Linked DNA regions of Homo sapiens: region 1 is linked to region 2. A link is a contact called in ENCODE Hi-C or POLR2A ChIA-PET data. All regions are on one chromosome and are shown on one strand. The core of a region is the stretch at or near the end of the contact, and the rest is flanking DNA. Distances in the headings are between cores, read along the strand shown. Region 1 overlaps AP5Z1 (adaptor related protein complex 5 subunit zeta 1). Region 2 overlaps FOXK1 (forkhead box K1).

What was found. Hi-C counts contacts between places; a loop is a spot of excess contacts on that map. ChIA-PET counts read pairs that join two places held with the same protein, here RNA polymerase II (POLR2A). Pooled maps may share reads with other maps.
Region 1: a pooled map shows a loop between it and region 2 (6-fold over the local background). The contact joins two enhancer-like sites. A Hi-C loop is called at or near these places in 2 of 168 maps with a recorded cell type or tissue (spleen and transverse colon) and 7 of 50 pooled maps. POLR2A ChIA-PET finds 5 or more read pairs at or near these places in 2 of 52 experiments (Caco-2 and activated B cell).

What each region holds. Positions count from the first base shown.
Region 1 is chr7:4,791,376-4,796,326 of GRCh38, forward strand. AP5Z1 (adaptor related protein complex 5 subunit zeta 1) reads left to right here. Exons shown (of 17, transcript NM_014855.3): 17 at 1-3,022. The coding sequence ends at 10. Among named protein-coding and RNA genes, the nearest start is that of MIR4656, 5.2 kb to the left of the region's middle. RefSeq lists a silencer at 859-978 and enhancers at 1,369-1,448, 1,553-2,227. Within about 2 kb of position 1,321, at least 10 of the 41 ENCODE cell types and tissues checked have a DNase peak (open chromatin) inside an H3K27ac peak, as active enhancers do; they include transverse colon, where a contact is called at or near this core.
Region 2 is chr7:4,743,966-4,748,665 of GRCh38, forward strand. All of the region lies in intron 2 of FOXK1 (forkhead box K1), which reads left to right. Among named protein-coding and RNA genes, the nearest start is that of AP5Z1, 29 kb to the right of the region's middle. RefSeq lists an enhancer at 488-537 and silencers at 1,228-1,327, 1,438-1,487. Within about 2 kb of position 1,251, at least 41 of the 41 ENCODE cell types and tissues checked have a DNase peak (open chromatin) inside an H3K27ac peak, as active enhancers do; they include transverse colon, where a contact is called at or near this core.

The sequences.
Region 1 (4,951 bases), core at 71-2,570, 47 kb after region 2:
GCCAGGGTGAAGGGACAGTGGCCAGGGACTTCGGTGCAGATTAAGAGCCTGGGCAGCCAGCTTGCTACTGAGGCCAGGCTGATAGGAGCTCAGGAGGGCGCGGGAGTCCTGGGAGAGGAGGCAAGGCCCACGGTGGGCTTGGCACCCTCACAGACACGCGGGGCTGGCCCCCCTGCTCACCCTCTGGGCTTTGTCTCCGAGCCTTTTGCTCCCAGGCAACACTGAGCTGAGCTGAGGGGTGCCATGGAGCGGCTCTGATTGGAGGCTTGAGGCCCTGTGGCTGGGTCGGGTGGAGGCTGCTGGGTCTGTTTCCTAGTCTTTTGTTTTTGGACAGTTGATGGGCAAGAAGAGCTGCAGTAAAAGTAAATCTCCTTTAATAAGCGTCTGTATGAAGAGTGCGCGATCAGTTCCGTTACCTGCCCTGCACCCTGGGGAGAGGACCAGGGATGGGAACCCCTGGCAGCTGCTGCCAGTCCTGGAGGCTCAGCCCGGCGTGCCACTGCTGCTACAGAAACCAGGTCATTTGTGCACAGCCCGGAAGGCAGCGGCGCGAGTTCCCGGGTGTGGTCACCGCTCTGGGTGGTGCGCTTGTCAATGCCCCTTTTGATGCCCTTGAATAGCCTGAAGATGAAGGGGACCGGGGGAGGGTTGCAAGCGCCATGGCCTATGCAGGCTGCGGCCTCTGGCCATTCGGAGGGAAGGCCCCAGGGAGCCACCTGAGTGGAGCTCAGAACACTGGATTCGCGCGAAGGGGAGGTGTCTGGGCGTGCGGCCCCAGCCCCGCCACCTTCCTGGGCCCTGTGGTCCCACCCTCCGGACTACCAAGGCACAGCTGTGTCGCACGTTCCGCCCGGTGCCTGGGACGGGCTCAGCCGCCAGGGGGCGCCGCCGCCCCGAGAGCCTCACGCCCCGCCCCCAGGCTCAAACTCTTCCCCCTCCCCACTCTGGCTCCGCCCCCGGTCTCCTCTTTTGCTCTGGCCCCGCCCACCTCCCCTCCGGCCTCGGCCCCGCCCCCAATCCCCCATAGCTCTGCGACTAAGAAACCACAGGCTGAAGGCGACTGCAGGGTCCTGCCCCTTGCCCAGCCTCAGGACTATGGAGGGGGCGAGTGACGCGCAAGGAACGGAGCAGGGGACACCGTGCGGGCTCAGGAGCTCCCCAGATGCCCGAGCCGAACCGCGGGGTCCTCACCGCCAGGTTCCAGCCCAGGAAGCGCTCGCCTGCCCCACAGCCTGGGCCTTGGGTCGCGTTCCGAGCTCCAGGACGGCTGGTGTCCCCCGCGGCCTGCGATGACAGCCCAGGGCCGCTGAGCCGGGGCCGCAGGAAAGGCTGGCGCTGGCAGGCGCTTCCGTCGGCAGCACTGTGTTTGTGTTTCCACGTGGAAACAGCAGCGCACGTGTACAACTGTGCATACCAAGGCGTGCGTGCCAGTGCGCGGGTCTCGGGATCACTTCCCAGTGCGGTGCACGACCCCGCCTGCAGCAGTGGGTGTGGGGGCGCTGCTGGGCTCATCCCGAAGCTCAGAGAGCGTGGGGCTGCCCCTAGGCTCGGAATGAGTCTCCCACTGAGTCCGCAGCTCCCCTCCTGCCCTGGGGCGGGGCTTCCCTGACCTGAAGGCGTCGGGGGTGTCCTGGCTCCCAGCTCCCAGGCACTCGTGGGGCCACCGCCCAGGCCAGCTGGTGCTAAGTCCGCAGCCTGTGCAGCAGCGCCCGGCTTAGGACTGGGAGTGTGACTTGAAGGGCCGTCCCGCTCATCCAAGGGACAAGGAGGAGCTCATGGCCACAGGGCCTCGGAGGGCATGACCCCAGCCCAGGGAGGAGCAACCTTCAGGTGGCCTCCAGGAGGCAGCTGGGAAAAGGGCAAAGCTCACCAGCTCTCAACTTTTTTTTTAAATAAACTGAAATTTTAGAATAGTTTTTCAGATTTACAGAAAAGATGATAAACCTTAGAAACATTATATGCTAAGTGAAAGTGAGAAGTGACAGCCTGCTGGCAGTCCTCACAGCCCTCGCTCGCTCTTGGCGCCTCCTCTGCCTGGGCTCCCACTTTGGCAGCACTTGAGGAGCCCTTCAGCCCGCCACTGCACTGTGGGAGCCCCTTTCAGGGCTGGCCAAGGCCGGAGCCGGCTCCCTCAGCTTGCGGGGAGGTGTGGAGGGAGAGGCGCGGTGGGAACCAGGGCTGCACGCGGTGCTTGCGGGCCAGCGCGAGTTCCGGGTGGGCGTGGGCTCTGTGGGCCCCGCACTCGGAGCCGCCGGCTAGCCCCGCCAGCCTGGGCAGTGAGGGGCTTAGCACCTGGACCAGCAGCTGCTGTGCTCGATTTCTCACTGGGCCTTAGCTGCCTTCCTGCGGGGCAGGGCTGGGGACCTGCAGCCCGCCATGCCTGAGCCTCCCCCCTCCCCTCCGTGGGTTCCTGCGCAGTCCGAGCCTCCCCAACGAGTGTTGCCACCTGCTCAGGGCACCCAGTCCCATCGACCACCCAAGGGCTGAGGAGTGCCTTTGGAGCAGGGCACGGGACTGGCAGGCAGCTCTACCTGCAGCCCCTGTGCAGGATCCACTGGGTGAAAGCCAGCTGGGCTCCTGAGTCTGGTGGGGACTTGGAGAACCTTTATGTCTAGCTAAGGGATTGTAAATAAACCAATTGGCACTCTGTATCTAGCTCAAGGTTTGTAAACACACCAATCAGCACCTTGTGTCTAGCTCAGGGTTTGTGAATGCACCAATAGACACTCTGTATCTAGCTACTCTGGTGGGGACTTGGAAAACCTTTTTGTCAACACTCTGTATCTAGTTAATCTGGTGGGGACATGGAGAACCTTTGTGTCTAGCTCAGGGATTGTAAACGCACCAATCAGCACCCTGTCAAAACAGACCACTCGGCTCTACCAGTCAGCAGGATGTGGGTGGGGCCAGATGAGAATAAAAGCAGGCTGCCCGAGCCAGCAGTGACAACCCACTCGGGTCCCCTTCCACACCGGGATGCTTTGTTTGTTCGCTCTTTGCAATAAATCTTGCTGCTGCTCACTCTTTGGGTCCACACTGCCTTTATGAGCTATAACACTCATCGCAAAGATCTGCAGCTTCACTCCTAAAGCCAGCAAGACCACGAACCCACTGGGAGGAACGAACAACTCCAGACGCGCCGCCTTAAGAGCTGTAACACTCACCGCGAAGGTCTGCAGCTTCACTCCTGAGCCAGCGAGACCACGAACCCACCAAAAGGAAGAAACTCCGAACACATCCGAACATCATAAAGAACAAACTGCGGACACGCAGCCTTTAAGAACTGTAACACTCACCGCGAGGGTCCGCGACTTCATTCTTGAGGTCAGTGAGACCAAGAACCCACCAATTCCGGACACAAAAGAATCCAGACCCAAGGCCACATACTGCATGACTCAGGTCAGAGGCGTGGGAGCCACAGCAACCGCGTCTTAAATAGGGGCTGGGTAAAAACGAGGCTGAGACCTGCGGGGCTGCATTCCCAGGAGGACAGGCATTCTTAGTCACGGGATGAGACAGGAGGTCAGCACAAGGTACAGGTTCAAGATGCGGGTCCCAAAGACACTCCTGATAAAATAGGATGCTGTAGAGAAGCTGGCCAAAACCAAGACAGCAACGACAGTGATCTCTAGTCATCCTTGCTGCTCGTTAGTTGCTAATTATAATTCATTAGCATTCTAAAAGACACTCCCACCAGCGCAGTGACAGTTTCCAAATGCCACGGTAACGTCAGGAAGTTACCTATGTAGTCTAAAAAGGGGAAGGACCCTCAGTTCCAGGAAATCTTCATCCCTTTCCTAGAAAACTCATGAATAATCCGCCCCTTGTTTAGCATGTAATCAAGAAATAACTCTAAATATACTCACTAGCGCTCATGCTGCTGCTCTGCCTTTGGAGTGGCCATTTTTTTTTTTTTTTTTGAGACAGAGTCTTGCCCTGTTGCCCAGGCTGGAGTGCAATGATGCAATCTCGGCTCACTGCAACCTCCACCTCCTGGTTTCAAGCAATTCTCCGGCCTCAGCCTCCTGAGTAGCTGGGATTACAGGTGTGTGCCACCACCCCCAGCTAATTTTATTATTTATTTATTTTTTTTTTTTTTGAGACAGAGTCTTGCTCTGTTACCCAGGCTGGATGGAATACAATGGCACAATCTCAGCTCACTGCAACCTCCGCCTCCCAGGTTCAAGTGATTCTCCTGACTCAGCCTCCTGAGTAGCTGGGATTACAGGCGCTTGCTACCATTCCCAGCTAATTTTTCTATTTTTAGTAGAGACGGGGTTTCACCATGTTGGCCAGGATGGTCTCAAACTCCTGACCTCAGGTGGTCAGGCCTTGGCCTCCCACAGTGCTGGGATTACAGGCGTGAGCCAACGCGTCTGTCCCACCCAGTTAATTTTTGTATTTTTAGTAGAGATGGGGTTTCACCATGTTGGTCAGGCTGGTCTCGAACTCCTGAGCTCAGGTGATCCACCCACCTCAGTCTCCCAATATGCTTGAATTATAGGCATGAGCCGCTGCGCCTGTTTCTTTTCTTTCTTTTTTTTTTTTTTGAGGCAGAGTCTTGCTCTATTGCCCAGGCTGGAGTGCAATGGCGCGATCTCGGCTCACTGCAAGCTCCGCCTCCCAGGTTCACACCATTCTGCCTCAGCCTCCCAAGTAGCTGGGACTACAGGTGCCCACCACCACGCCCGGCTAATTTTTTGCATTTTTAGTAGAGACGGGGTTTCACCGTGTTAGCCAGGATGGTCTCGATCTCCTGACCTCGTGATCTGCCCGCCTCGGCCTCCCAAAGTGCTGGGATTACAGGCGTGAGCCACCGTGCCCGGCCTGTTTCTTTACTTTCTTAATAAACTTGCTTTCACTTTATGGACTTGCCCTGAATTTTCCCTTGCTCGAGGTTCAAGAACCTTCTCTTGGGGTCTGGATCAGGACCCCTTTCTGATAACACTTA
Region 2 (4,700 bases), core at 1-2,500:
TCCCTGGTTCAAGCAATTCCCCTGTCTCAGCCTTGAGAGTAGGTGGGAATACAGGCACATGCCACCACGCCCGGCTAATTTTTGTGTGTTTTTAGTAGAGATGGGGTTTCACCGTATTGAAAGAAAGAAAAATGTTTTGGTTTGCTCCGGGAGGGGGCTTAAAAAAATAAAACTATTTCCCAGTGTTAATCCAAATTTGCATAGTAAAGTCGCTTTTATTACAAGAGAGGTTGTGGTTTGCGAAGGAGTTAAGTGATACCTGTGTTTTAAATTACGGCAGGGAAAATACTGTTTATTTTTATTTTATCTTAGCTTCAGGGGGTACACGTGCATATTTGTGACATGGGTATATTACTGGTGGGGATTGCGCTTCTGGGGTTCCCGTTACCTAAAGGGTGAACCGCGTACCCCGTAGGTCATCTTTCACCCCTCGCCCTCTCCCGCCTCCCTGCTTAGGAGTCCCAGTTTCTCATTGTTTCGATCTTCCTGTTCCCGGGTACCCACTGTTCAGCCACTGCTTGTAAGCAAGAGCAGGCGCTGTGCGGTATTGTTTCTGAGTTGGTTCACTTGGGATAAGCGCCTCCAGCTCCATCGCGTTGCTGCCCAGGTCAAGATTTCATTCTTTTTTATAGCTGGGAGTAAAGAAATTGTGTACTGAGCACCTGAAGCTCTTGCAGCTGGAGCTGTTCTGAGAAGCTGGGTGGCGGCCTCCTGTGACTGCGAGTCCCCGTCAGGGGGTGCGAGCAGCTCCCTGGGCCTGCACCTGCCCTGCTCTTGCTGCGGGAGCCAGGAAGGTGGGGGGCCACCCCTTTCCCCTCCTTCCGCCCAGTCCTGTTCTTTGAAACCGCCCTGTGCAAAGACCGGATTCTTGTTGGGGAGAATTCTGTGCGGAGAAAGTAGTAAGTTAGGGACTGGCTGTCTGGCTTTTTGGCCTTCCATTGTTACAATAAAAGCCTCTCTGTTTACATCCGTTTATCTTAGCACCCTGGAATTCAATTGAGTGTTTAGAAACCTCAGAGGCCCTTGAGGTTTTCCCTGCCAAGATACTTTTCAGTTTGAGTTTCTGCTGTAGGGTGGAGCCGGCGTGTTTACAAACACTCCCTGCCCTTCCCTGCCACCTCCCCACTCTCCTCCTCTCTGGCTGCGCTCCCTAACAGATCGGGAGGTGGGAGCGGGGCCAGGCCAGAAGAGCTGGCTGCCTGCAAGGCTGTCCCCTCCCAGTGCCGCCCCGCCCCCGCGGTGCCTGCCTTCCTAATTTGGTGTGCATTCGCCTCGCCAGTCCTCATTGGCCGTGGAGTGGCTGGCTCGGTGTAGGCCGGGCTCGCCCAGGGCCCCTCATTCCCAGGAGTCGGGAGTGGCTTGGGAGCGGCTTTTTCCTGGGGGAGCCTCCCTGATCAGCTGCCCCTGCCCCCGCCCCCCGCGCCACCCTGCGTCCTTCCTTTCCGTTTCTCGCAGGCCCTCGCTCCTTTTCCCAGGGTGGGTGGGTATGGGTGTGGGTGTGTGGTTTTGTGTGTGTGTGTGTGTTTCTGATTTATTTTTTTCTGCCCTGAAGTACTCCACCCAGAAAATGAATGAACTCTCTTTGAAATAAATTCTGCTATCTTTAGCAGAAGTTTGACCTTTTCTTTCCTTTTTGCAAAGAAGGATTTTTACAGGCCAGGCGCCCGGTGGCTCAGGCCTGTAATCCCAGCACTTTGGGAGGCTGAGGCAGGCGGATCACCTGAGGTCAGGAGTTCGAGACCAGCCTGGTCAACATTGTGAAACCCCATCTCTACTGAAAATACAAAAATGAGCCAGGTGTGTAATCCAAGCTACTTGGGAGGCTGAGGCAGGAGAATTGCTTGAACCTAGGAGGCAGAGGTTGCAGTGAACCAAGATTGCACCACTCCAGACTGGGCGGCAGAGCGAGACTCCATCTCAAAAAAAAAAGTGTTTTTAGGAAGGAATTAAAGTATTTAATGAAAGAATTCAAGTAGTTAATCATTTTCTAGGTTCCATCAGACAGACACCAGTCTAAAAAGTGTTCCTTAGAGGTAGAGTTTTAAGAAAACTGCTGAAATTCAGTGAAAGGACATTGCACAGAGTGACTGTTTTTGCTCATGAGGGCAAGACTTCAAGAGCTGTTTCTCTTAAGGCTCTTCCTGATTTCTCCAACGTGGAGATCAAAAATGAAAGTAACTCGTACAATTCGGCGAAGGTCAGCAGTATGTAAATATACAGTAAAAATGCAGCAACTGACTTCAAAATCTTTCCCTTTTAATCATGATTTTTAAACAGTTCTGTCTTATTGCTAGATAACATTCAGTCCTAACTTGGTTTATGTTGTTTTGTAAAGTTAGAGGTCTTTTGAGTTTGGAGGTTATTGGATCTACGTTAGAAATACTCTCCTTTTTCTGACAACTTTGGTAGCTTCCTGCAGGGTGATTCATCTCTTTCAAAGTTTCTGGTTGGCTGGGTGTGGTGACGCACTTTGGGAAGCTGAGGCAGGAGGATTGCTTGAGGCCAGGAGTTCCAGACAAGCCTGGGCAGCATAGTGAGACCCCCATCTCTAAAAAAAAAAATTTTTTTGCTAATTAGCCAGGTGCAGTGGCTCATGTCTTTAGACCCAGCTACTCGGGAGGCTGAGGCAGGAGGATCGCTTGAGCCCAGCAGTTGGAGGCTGTGGCGAGCTATGATGTCACCACTGCACTCCAACCTGGGCAACAGAGCAAGACCCTGTCTCAAAAAATTAATAATTAAAAAACACAAGTTTGTGGCTGCAGCCTTCCGTGTGTTTTCAGCAGGGCTGCAGGAGGATTGTGGTGCGAATGTGTGAATCACCCCTAGCGGGAATCCTGCCTGGCTGATCTGGGCTGGCTGTGCCAGCATTTGCAAATCCAGTGAGGGTCCCTCTTCCCTTGTCTGCCTGTCCCTGTCCCTGTAGGCCTTGCTGCCCCTCCCCACCCCACCACACCCTCTTATGTCTTTTCCCAGCTGAGAACTCTGGGGAAGTAACTATTGTTTCCTCCACATGGGAAGGTTGGGACTTTCTGTCTTCCTTTTATTTTTCCCTCCTGCCTAGATCCCTTCGAGGGGCAACTTTGGCGCTAAAGTGTTGGGAGTTCGGAATGAAGCTTGGTAGGGAAGTCCTTGTGTTTGTCCGAATCTGTTGAAAGGACATCCCCACGCCCGCGTTTCCTGTAATCTCGGAGGGTCCTAGCGCCCGACTTCTCAGGTCAGCCTCGGGTGACAAGCGGCTTGTGTGGAGTAGGCCTGTTGCATGGCTTCTGTGCGGGCATGTTACGCACGAGGACAGCCCTTTCCGGGTTCCATGAGCCTCAGGGGAAGCAGGAGGCGCCTGCAGACACGGAGCTGACCCCGGAACCTGCCTAGCTGCGGGGCCGCCTCTCCGCTCAAGCACCCACTCAGCTCTGTGAGGTCTATGCCTAACATGAGAGCAGCTCCTGTTGAAGCCACCATGCTGGTTATTCTCACCAGGGCAAAGTGCACTTCAGAAACAAGTTAATTTTATTTTCTAAATTATTATTTTTAATGCTGGTTCCAATTTGGGTTTGGGGGGTTGATTTTGTTTTTGTTTGTTTGTTTTTTGGGACAGGGTCTCACTCTATTGCCCAGGCTGGAGTGCAGTGGCACAGTCACAGCTCACTGCAACCTCAACCTCCCGGGCTCAAGCGATCCTCCCACTGCAGCCTCCTGAGTAGCTAGGACTACAGGCACCCACCACCACACACACCCAGCTCATTTTTTATTTTCGTTGAGATGGTGTCTTGCCCAGGCTGGTCCTGAACTCCTGGCCTCAAGCAGTCTTCCCACCTTGACCTCCCAAAGTGCCAAGATTACAAGCCTGGGCCTGTTTTTGTTGTGGTTGTTGTTGCCTTTGTTGTTTTTGTTTTGTTTTGAAGCAGGGTCTTGTTCTGACACCCAGGCCGGAGTGCAGTGGTCCGGTCACGGCTCGCTGCAGCCTCGACCTCCGGGACTCAAGCGATCCTCCCACCTCAGCCGTGACTACAGGAGCAATCCACTAGTTAATTTTTAAAAATAGCTTCCCAGCATTTTACAATGTCGGATTTATCTTAAAGGAACACATTCTTTAAGATCATTCTAAGAAATTCGCCTCTGAAAATTTTCTTTCCCTATTTGTTTATTTTTCCTTTTTCAGATTACGAAGAGACTATCTATCTATCTATATGCATCTTACAAAATGCAAACATTTCAGAAAGTGAAAATTCCCCCACACAACGCTCCCCAGAGCTGAGCCCTTCTCTCTCACTTCTGTGTCTCTGAGTCGTATTCGTACGTGACTGTCTCTTGGTTTTTCCGTTTTAGATATTACACATGAGGTTCCTATATGGAAATTAAGGATTTAGCTTCCCCCCTCCCCATCCCAGTAAAGTTACATCATCATGTCTGGTTTACCTTGCATGAGCGTTTTCTGTATTAGAACTGTGTAGTGATTGTAGCGCTTAGCCATTTCCTTCCTTGTACTTTTGGCTTATTTCCGCCACACTCCCCCCGCTCTTGGGGTTAATAATGGCCTCTTCTCCCTTTACTGTGAAGGCCTTCCTCTGGGGCCCCTCTGACCATGGGATCATCTTCTCCACCATCCTGGGAATCCCCTCAGGAGGTGGTGGTGGAGAGAGGGCTGTTTCCTGATTCCCACGTCTTCCTCTTTCCTGATTTGTTCCTTTGTTTTACCAGAG